Linked DNA regions of Mus musculus: all the other regions are linked to region 3. Evidence: chromatin loops called from intact Hi-C (ENCODE). Cell type or tissue: left cerebral cortex. All regions are shown on one strand. Region 1 overlaps Rere (arginine glutamic acid dipeptide (RE) repeats). Region 2 overlaps Rere (arginine glutamic acid dipeptide (RE) repeats). Region 3 holds the start of Rere (arginine glutamic acid dipeptide (RE) repeats). Region 4 overlaps Rere (arginine glutamic acid dipeptide (RE) repeats).

The links. Hi-C counts contacts between places; a loop is a spot of excess contacts. Peaks named below come from ENCODE experiments on the same cell type or tissue, not always from the same donor. Only the 100,000 strongest peaks of a DNase experiment are listed, where the experiment ranks them.
Region 1: a loop joins it to region 3, with 2.8 times the contacts of the local background. A loop is called at or near these places in 3 of 42 quality-filtered maps.
Region 2: it touches region 3 in a loop (2.1-fold over the local background); 10 of 42 quality-filtered maps call a loop at or near these places.
Region 4: it touches region 3 in a loop (2.6-fold over the local background); 9 of 42 quality-filtered maps call a loop at or near these places.

The regions. Positions count from the first base shown.
Region 1 is chr4:150,464,553-150,467,052 of GRCm38, reverse strand. The region is part of intron 4 of Rere (arginine glutamic acid dipeptide (RE) repeats); the gene reads right to left. It overlaps Gm52709 (a long non-coding RNA gene), which reads left to right. Exons shown (of 2, transcript XR_003955312.1): 1 at 1-2,500. Among named protein-coding and RNA genes, the nearest start is that of Gm52709, 1.6 kb to the left of the region's middle. In left cerebral cortex, a CTCF peak has its summit at 1,055; a DNase peak (open chromatin) is centred at 1,079.
Region 2 is chr4:150,329,134-150,331,633 of GRCm38, reverse strand. The region is part of intron 1 of Rere (arginine glutamic acid dipeptide (RE) repeats); the gene reads right to left. Among named protein-coding and RNA genes, the nearest start is that of Rere, 48 kb to the right of the region's middle. In left cerebral cortex, no CTCF peak of the experiment used is centred here; a DNase peak (open chromatin) is centred at 1,450.
Region 3 is chr4:150,280,006-150,282,505 of GRCm38, reverse strand. It overlaps Rere (arginine glutamic acid dipeptide (RE) repeats), which reads right to left and starts at 590. Exons shown (of 23, transcript NM_001085492.1): 1 at 431-590. In left cerebral cortex, a CTCF peak has its summit at 1,336; DNase peaks (open chromatin) are centred at 346, 989, 1,273 and 1,822; H3K4me3 peaks cover 1,747 bases; H3K27ac peaks cover 1,741 bases.
Region 4 is chr4:150,338,848-150,341,347 of GRCm38, reverse strand. All of the region lies in intron 1 of Rere (arginine glutamic acid dipeptide (RE) repeats), which reads right to left. Among named protein-coding and RNA genes, the nearest start is that of Rere, 58 kb to the right of the region's middle. In left cerebral cortex, a CTCF peak has its summit at 1,085; DNase peaks (open chromatin) are centred at 1,934 and 2,183; H3K27ac peaks cover 1,059 bases.

The DNA of each region.
Region 1 (2,500 bases), 180 kb before region 3:
AAGAACAGAACACGTGACCACACCTGGCAGAAGGCTCAGTCTGCCAAGACCCACGAGAAACACTTGTCCTTCCATTTTATCCCGAGGGGAGAAACTTAAGACCATGACTGAGACAGTCACAAGCTCACCACGTTTGCAGCGCTGACACATGCCTGATGACTCCGTCCCCTTGCCACTGTTAAATGCTGCACCTTCCCTAAGCAATGGCAGGAAAAATGTCTTTAAACATTGCTAACTACGTGTGTGTGGACAAAATGAAGTCAAAGTACTTGAAAAACATAGACTTAAAAGATTTGTATCTGTTTTATTTAGGGTTTAAACACTAACAAAACAAAAAACAACAGCCAGAATGATCACATGAAACCTGGCCCAAGCACTATGGAACAAAGGACACAGTTCGCTAGACAACACAGGAAAGCCTGTCACCATGGACCCCCAATGTCACACCATGTGTGTGGCTCTGGCCACGCTCTAAGATTCTGGGTTTTGTCCTGGAAAATGAGAATAATTTAAAGAACTTGTAAGAATGGAAAGAGAGCACCTGAAAGCAGGTGACTGCTTAAGGAAAGGCCCATCGTCTGTCAGGAACCTGTGTGGAGAGGCTGGAGCCGGTCTCCCTGCAGATCCCGAGAGCTCTGTGGAAGGGGTGGCGCTGACCTCCAGCAACCTTTCCAGGCTCACAATGATGAGTACTTCCCAGAGCAGCTGGGAAGGCAGGTGACCAGCCGCTCCCTCAACCCGGCTCCAATATATAAGCATCCACACATTTCTGCAACACTTGTAAGACGCACGAAAACATGAACTCATCAGAAGACTCTTTGGAGTCAATGACTGGCAACTGTAAATTGTTTTTTTTTTTTTTTTTCTGAACCTAGCCAGAGATATACTGGAAACTTAGTTAGATGTGCTATTTCTACATTACTAGTTACCAACTGACGCACACATGCCCACTGATTCCATATAACAAAACAACAAAAACAAAAACAAAACACCTACTCTGGCTTGCTTATAAGCAGACCTGTAACTCTGAAAAACCTCCTAGAGCTCCTGATGCAGTCTTGCCCATTGGCCAGGGGGCGGCAGTATTGTGTCAAAAACATAAACACTTCCACAACTATAGCAAAACAAAGGTAGAGTCAAATGAAAGAAAAAGTGAAGGGATGGAAGGTCAGTCGATTCCTAGGGTCTCTCCATGTTTATAACTGTATGTCTCCCACAGAACAGGACCAACACACAAAATGTAACTACAGTGTGTCTGTCTCTTCACTGACTTTACTTAGTGTTACCATCCGAAGGGTTACATCTTCTCTGGAGGACACTGCTACTGCAGCAGGAGCTCTCAGGTCAAAGGCCACAGCACACTGGGGGTTGCTGGACATTAATAATGGGAAGGCCTCCTCTGATTCCTACTCTTTATAAGTTAACAACTTGCTCAAAAACACCAAAAACTAAAACCAAAAAATAAATCCAGGAATCATATGGCTTACCAAACTCCCTGGGTCTGAATCCTTGTTACAATGCCCTAAGCTCCAACTCTGCAAATAGCACACAGCCTCAGCTTTCCGTGCCGCCCTCACTGGCTGGGAAAACTGGGTCCATTCCTATGAAAGCTGTCGCTATTCTGCAGACACAGGCTTTCCTTTTCTCAGACTCAAGGCTCTGGAGCTGTGGGCTTCATCACTTTAAGAACTCTAAGATGGGCTGGAGAGATGGCTTAGCGGTTAAGAATACTGACTGCTCTTCCAGAGGTCCTGAGTTCAAATCCCAGCAACCACATGGTGGCTCACAACCATCTGTAATGGGATCTGATTCCCTCTTGTGTGTCTGAAGACAGCTACAGTGTACTTACATACATAAATCTAATTAATTCCAGGAGCAGATCAAGTGTTTCTAACAGTGTGCTCACTATTTATTTACTATTGATACAACTGAACACAAACATAAACCTCACATAAATTTATCACCTTCACTAAGTCCCGAACTAAGAAGAGACACTTCCAGGATGAAGGTACCCTGGGCAGTATTTCTGAAGAAAAAAAGACACAGTAGGAAGTAAAGACTTTCCCATTCACTATCTGAGATTCAGACAAAAATGAAGGTCAGGAGGTCAGACACCACAGAGCTAAGCAACCCACCAAAGACAGGTATGGCTATTTGCTGGGTTGGGCGAGGGGTGTGTGCCCACAGGCTATCACTGGACTTACTGTTCTTCAACTCTTTGTCCTGTTTCCACTGCCAAGTGCAAGCCTGCAGGTGCATGGCATGATGCTTGGCTGTGTTGTCCTTAATAGTAAAGACACATGGATGGCATATACGCAAAGAGATTTGAAATGTGAGACAAACACAGCAAAGTAAGGCCATCTGCCACTCACAGCATTCTTGACTGGCATGGTTAATACGCGGTATCTTGAGTGGCTAAAGGATAGACAGCAATGTACTTCAGCTGTGAGTGTCTGTACAGGTACCTTTGGAGGCCAGTGAGTGAGTGACCTTAACAATG
Region 2 (2,500 bases), 49 kb before region 3:
ATGGGGTTCCCTGACCAGCAAGCAAGTCTACCCAAGGATATTAGGCCAAACAAGAGACATTGTTACAAAACGAAGGATGAAGCAGCCCAAAGTAGATTTCTAGTGTGCATGAAATATACACACATGTGATTATGCATGTGCACACATGTGCATACACATCCCCCCAAAAAAACAGAATTATATAATCCCTAACAGTTTGCTACTAAAGAATCATAATATCATTTGTGACACACATTACTGCCTAAGTTGCAATATTCAAATTAATGCATTTTTATCACTTTCCTCCGAATGCTATTCAGGGAAAAGAATTTTGATTTGTACAGGTGGCCATGTTCCTGCAAACAATCCTAATGATTACAAAATTTTAAAAGAAAGAAAAAAACATGAAAGTAGGGGGAAGGCTAGTTGGGCGCAAGGAGTCAGAGGAAATGGGAGCGGAGAAGAGGATAACTACCAGGGGAATATGATCAAACCATTGTGTGCGTGTATTAAACTGTCACAGTGGCGCCTGCTGTGTAGCTAAGATATGCACTAAAAACATTCTTCAAAGAATTTCCCATTGAAATGCCTTAGGTGCAGCTTCCTTTCAACCAAAGGACCTAAGCTGTGATTCTGCACCATAAAGGACGAGCGCGGCCTGATCAGAATGAGACACACACATTTCTGAGTAACCTTTCTCATCTCAAGCGTTGGTGTTTTTTTTTTTAAGATATAAAATTAATACAACTGCTATCATATTTTCATCATTTTATTATGAGTAGTATTCTCTCTAAAATATTAGTCTGTGTTGCTGTCTTAATATATCATTTTGAAAGTACTCTGAAGTTAAGGATCATGGTAACTTTTTTTAAAATGTACAATTCTATTAATTTTGCATTGAAAATGTTGATAAAATTTTAGTAGGTATGAAGTGTGAAAATGATTCCTTCATTGGGAAGCCATGAAGTGGGAACTTAGGGTACTTTGGAAAGTCAGTCGTGTTGGACGGTGTTTTCCTGACGTGGCCACAGGTTAAGGTTAAGGAGAGCTCATGAAGGAACATTTATTTCTCTGAAGCAGACACAGGGAAAGGATGCTCTGCTCCTGCGAGCACGTGAAACGATCCGCGATGAAGGAGTCTTTGCTCAGGGCATGAATGTATTGGTCCACCTTACATCTGGTAGTTGAGCTGCATTTGTCGGGACACCACAGAGAGAAACGCACCAAAAAACTTCTGGTGGTGTGCTGCAGTTTCTTGCTGCTTCTGTGGACTAGGGCTGATTGCCAGAGAGATGTCAGCTGAGACAGACACATGTGCTGAGGCAAGACCCATGGAGAACATGTGATGTTTGAAAGGTATAAATAGATCTCGAGGGACAGTGATGGATGCAAGCTAGGCTTGCTTATAGAGCTAGCTGTTCAATGCTTGCGGGTCTGGAATCTTCCTTCATCTTCCCTTCCCTGAGAAAGGCACAGCCAAGAGCCTCTCCTGGCTTTCCTCCTGGTCCCTCCTGCAGAAGCTGAGGCCTGGCTGTCTCTGCTAGGTAGTGACACTGCTACTGATTCATGTTTGCTAGCTACTGAACTGGACTGCTGGTGTATCCGTAAAGTGTTTGCAAGTGGATGGAGCTGCCACTGCTCACCTGTGAACTGAACTGCTGATTTCCTGACAACACAAGTAAGATTTGCTCCAAAGAACGAATTAACAGGTCTACTTCCCCTATATCCTTTCTTTCCCACTACCTCTGGTGGGTGATGGGAGGTTAAAGTATTTAAGAACCATCATTAAAAATGAGGTTTGAAAAATTAAAGTTGCAAAGCCACCTGAGTTTTCATTGCTAATTTCCAAAAGCTCGAGTAAGGTGAAAGATAAGGAAGGAACTGGCCCTTGGCACACTAGCAGAAGACAGTGGCACAAAACTGAAATCCCAGGATTTGGGAGCAGAGGAAAAGCCTTTACAAAACTTGAGCCAAAATAAGCCTTTCCATCTTCATAAGTGCTGAAAAGCTGGGCTGCCAAAATACAGTGCCTGTGAAGGCCCACCCTCAGTGATGTACAGCCTCTCACTGAGGCCATCTTTCCAAAAGTGCCACAAGCTACGGAGCAGACCCCTAACACATGGACTTTCCATAAACACTTAAGATGCAAGTTAGAGCAGCTGCTGGTGTACTGAACTCACACTCACAATCAGGGAAGGCTTCCAGTGGTATTTCCCCAGTGTTAATCTTAGGAAAATGGTTCTTTACTAAAGAAGAAATAGAAAAATGCCTTGCAAGCCTAGGTAAAGTTCTTACGGGTTATTAGAAATAGACTTTATTTAGCAGAAATAAAAAACTGTTTTGGATCTTGAAAGAGCTGTTCCACATCTCTTCCCCTCTCTCATTTGTTGCTTGGGTTTGAGGGTAGGGTGTGTGTCTACACCTCTCTGTGTGCATATCTTTATGTTTGGCTAGCCTGGTACTTTCGAAGTAGATCAGGCTGGCCTCTTAACTCAGAAGCCTCAGTCTGCCTCCTAAGTGC
Region 3 (2,500 bases):
GAGCCTGAGAAGAGAGACACAAAGGAGGAGTCTTCCTCCTAATGTGAAATGAGACTTTAATGAGTCCGTTCCCAGACCCCCACATTCACAAATATCCAAGAAATGCACAGCTTCGGGTCCTTCCCTCTCACAGTTGAGCTGCTCAGCTAGTGGCGTGTAACAGTTTAACCTCAGACTAGTTCCAGAGCGTGCCTAAGAAGCCAAGAGAGAGCAGGGGTCAAGAAGCACGTAGTACAGTCACCTGGCTCGCACAGGACCAAAGGCAGCGTCCGGCCCATGGTTCCCCGAGGGCTCGCCTCCACTCTCACCCTTCGCATTCCGCCTCGGCTTTCCCGGCCGAGCCCCACCGCCCACCCAGAGCACTCCGACCCCAGAAAGAGGGGCCGAGGAGGGGCGCCCGCGGCGCGGCGCTGACAACTTGGACACTTACCTTCCCCTCGGGCGCTACACCATCAATGAGAGGGGTGGCGGCCGGGCTCCGGGGAAAGTGCAGGGACCGGGAGGGAGGCCGCGGGGGCCGGCGGCGGACCGAGGGCGGTGGGCGCGGGGCCGAAGGGGCCGGCCCGCGGGGATGCGACACCGGGGGGCTGCGGGGCTTCCCTGCCGGGACTTCGACCTCCTCGGGTGGGCCAAGCCTTCAGCAGTGGGAGCCCAGGACCATGTCTGGTTTTGTGGATTTTTTTTTCCCAGAGGGCGAGTGGCTCCCACCGGAGGATGGTAGGGTTTTTTTTTTTTTTTCCTACCCCTCAACTAGGAGAGAAAATGAGGCGGAAACAAGGTGGGGAGCGCGTGAGGGGACGAGGCGCGGGGAAGGAGGCGGGGACCGAGGCCCGGCGGGGCGAGAGGCTGCGGAGCGCGGGGGGCGGCTCGCGAGCGTCTGTGGGAGCAGCGGCACCTCCGCGATGGTGGCGGAGCCGCGGGGCTGCTGCGCCGACCCGCCGCCCACTCCGCGCTCGGGCCCGGCCCACCTCGCAGTATCGACCATCACCATTGGTCTGTCTCTTCGTGACGTCAGTAGAGGACGGGCCAATAGGAGGCGGAAGGCGGGCCTGGGGGCGGGATGTTTGCTCCAGCTCGCTCTTCCATTTTCTTTTTTTTTTTTTTTTTTCTTTTTTTCCTCCTTTTTTTTCTTCTCTCTCTCTTTTTTTTTTTTTTTCTTCCTTTTTAATAAAATGAGCAGAAGGCAAGGCAAGGGGAGAGGCCAGGCTTTGGTGGCGGCGCGGCCGAGCCCTTAGTGCACGCTCCGGGCGGCGGCCGGAACCTGGGAGATGGGCTCCCCGCCCCAGGCGCGGCTTTGTGCTTGGTCCGCCCTGCTCGGCCACAGGCAGAGCTCCCAGCGGCCAGCCCTGTACTGACCCTCGGGATGGTCTACCTCAAGCGGGTCGGTCTTAGGGGTGGGCTTGGCGACTGTCCCCTTGCTCTTATTATTACCAGAGCCATAATTGCTTATTTCATTTAAGAGACAGATTCCTATTCCTTGAGGTTCAAGGGGAGCTACAGAGTGGATTCGAAGTTATTTGTTCTGATGGGTAGTTCATAATGTTTTAAAAATAATGTTTGACCGAAACTGAAGTGAAAAAAAAAAAAGAAAAGAAAATGTGAATTGGTGAATTGTGCTGCTTATTGATGAGAATAATAAAAGGCCTCATTAAGTAATAAAGAACAGGGCTCAACTGCTCTTTGCAGAAGACCCCACTTCGGTTACCAGCACCCACATCAGGCTGCTAAAGCTGCCTGTAACTACAGCTCTGAGAAATCCAACACTCCTCTAGCCTCCATGTGCACAAACCTACACACACACACACACACATATGACTTTAAAAAAAAATAGTAATAAAGAACAGACCATTACGACGGAGAGTCTTTTAAAGAGAGCAGTAGCTGTGCCCTGTTGGGGGAGGGGAGGCGTAGACTAGTTTCACCAAGGCCTGGTGGCTCTTACCTGTTATCTTAACACTAGAGAGCCAGAGGCAAGAAGATCTTAATTAAAGGTTAAGGCCCACCTGGTCTACAGTGTGAGTTGCAGGCCAGTCAGAGCTACATTTGGAAACTCTGTCTTAAAAATGCCAACAAAAAAGGAAAGGAAAATCCAAGTATCACCTTTAAAAAATATTACTATATTCCCACTATGCTCAAAGACATTATCACCATGTGTACCACATACTATAAGCCTGAGCCAGGGCAAGCCAATGCTCCCATTCTACTTAATATAATTTATAGGATCGTGGGGTTTGGAATTTTAATTATAATTACCAGTTTTTGAAATGCATATCATGTTTATTGAGTTCTTTCACAGACTCTGGCATGAGTCCAGGGCGAATCATCAGCCTATTGTTAGTTTGTTAATATTCTGTAAATGCTTATTGGTGTCCTTAAACCATACACTCTTCTCAGAGGAGTTAAGGTCTGTATATAATAGAATAATTAAAGGATAGAGCTTGGCTTAAAATAATTCACCCATCTATTTCAAATAGAGGGATAATTTTCTCTTTGGAGTGTC
Region 4 (2,500 bases), 59 kb before region 3:
CAAACCACTTCCTACAAACTGTAACACAATTACACAGCAGCAGCGTCAGCTTGCTTGTGTTTGTCTGGGGAGCTTAGCATGTTGAGAACTTTTCCTGCTACAAGAATTCAACTATAGCTGATGTTTAATGGAATTTACAGGCATAGGTGGCAAATATTGTTGGAAAACACTTACATAAGAGTCAATATAACTGAAGCAAAGAAACAGGCAAAGTAACAGGCCGATGGCTTCACTTCAGACTGTGGTCTGGAGAGCTTTCCTGCTGACCAAGACTGAAGTGGAGTCCAAATCATAAGACAGAAACCCAAACCAAGAGCCCAGTGATGAAGAACTCCAGACAGGAAGTTATGGTGAAAGTAGTGCACTGAAGTAAGCCCTGGCTTGTCAGCTCCTCAAGCAACAGACTAGACACCAATTTAAGCGCAGCTGAGTGCAAGATGGGCACCGACCACGGGTTTTGTGAGAAACTTAGAAAGGCCAGAACCAGCCTAGGGCCATAGCAAGAAATGTAATTGTGCTCCCAATGGGATGAGAAACAAAGGTCTTATAAGAGAATGGTGTGATCTACATTTCTGAAAAGCTCACCTATCCTGCCATGAAAAACAGATTACAGGATGACAAAAAACAGAAGCTGAATGAAGATGTTAAGAGAAGGCTATACTTAGAGAACGAAGACAAACGTAGTCAATAGTGATTTGCTACACGGATGCTGTTGAAGAAGATGAAGGCAAGGCCCAGCACGGTACAGCATGCATATGCAAGCTGTTGTCTCTGATCAGCACAGCTACTGAGTGTCTAAAACCGAGTCATTTTAGAAGAGCCAAGCGGGAATATACCCAAGCTCTTTCAGCACCTTCTTGACCACTCAGGCCAGAGTCGAAGGCTTGAACTGTGGAATGGAGCTAACTAAATTCAGATCTTTATGCCCTTCCTTTCAAGAAGTTATCTCCACTCCACGGCCCCCGCCCACCACGGTCTCTGCCTCAGCGCCCGGTCACCACTCGGGGCAGCAGTACTCTTCCTCAGTCTCTCAACACTCTTTCACTGAGTCTGCTTCTAGCAAATGCCACAGACAGTTCCAAAAAGAACCTAATAATTGGGAATAAAGAGTTAAGTTTCAGAGCTGGAGAGCTGGCTTAGCCGTTAAGAGCACTGGCTGCTCTTCCGAAGGTTCTGAGGTCAAATCCCAGCAACCACATGGCGGCTCACAACCATCCGTAATGAGATCTGACGCCCTCTTCTGGTGGTGTCTTCTGAAGACAGCTACAGCGAGTGTACTCACATAATAATAAATTAATCTTTTTTAACAAAAAAGGAGTTAAGTTTCTAACATTCTTACAGACAGCTATTAACTTCTACAAAGAACAACTAAAGCTGCTAATTCTTAGTTTAGCGTGAGTTTCAGCTCTCTGTAATATGGATAGTAGTTCTAGAATCGCTACTAGCTCTTATCAGGGGAAGTACAAAACTTATTTTTTTCCAGAATAACACTGAAAAATTAAATTCCTTGTTTGTTTACAAGGACATGGTTGGTCTCACTCTGCAGTCCAGGCTGACATCAATCTCATGACCCTCCTGCTCAACTGAGAGTACAGGAGTGAGCCTCCTGCCTGAGTGTTTTGGTTTTTGTTGTGTTTTATTTTAAGTGTCCATGAAAACCTACTCTGCTCCCTTCAGAGCTGCTAAACACTCCAGTTAAACACTGACATGTCCTACTGTTTTACACCTTCAATAAGAAGGTCTCCTCCCAAAAGCTGAGAAGGGGAAGATGAGGAGGGGAAACTCAGTTTTCCATCGGGAATCAGAATAGGAAAACACTCATTCCTTAGGGACTCAGTGGCCATAAGCACATGGGAGTGATGCCCCGTCATGCTGCCCAGTTCTGCCTGGCAGTTCCATATCGTCCCTCCCACACCCTTCTGCTCTGCCATCCTTTTTTCTACTTACTAGATAAAAGCATATTCTTGCCACTGACTAACATGAAAGACATAACAGTGCCTTTAAAACCAGAATTAAAACAAAGATACAGTTTCATCTATTGATGGGATCACACTTAGTAGCAATGCCTTAAGATGCTAAAAGCAAACAGTGTTATTTAGGCACAGCATCTTGGGATGCTGCTTTCTCTAGCATGACAGCTCACATAGTAGACAGTAAACATCCAAGCATGCCTTTTACAAGCTGCTGAGAAAAGGAGAGGTGCGGCATATGGCAGGCCTCCTGTTGGAAACAGAGCTCGGTGCACATGTCCCCTGCAGCACAGATCACTGTAACTGTAGCAACCACAACGCTTCAAAGTCAGGACCGCGGGGAATTCCCCAAGAGGGCTAGATTCTCTGGATCTTCTGTAACTGCCAAAAGCTTTACAGAGCAGACAGAAAATACACTAAGAAAGATGTCATACCAATTTTCAACAAGGTTCCTCCACTATCCAGACATTTTCCCAAAAAGGAAACTAATAATTTAATCAGTATTTCTCAAAAATGAATTTAAATGCTTC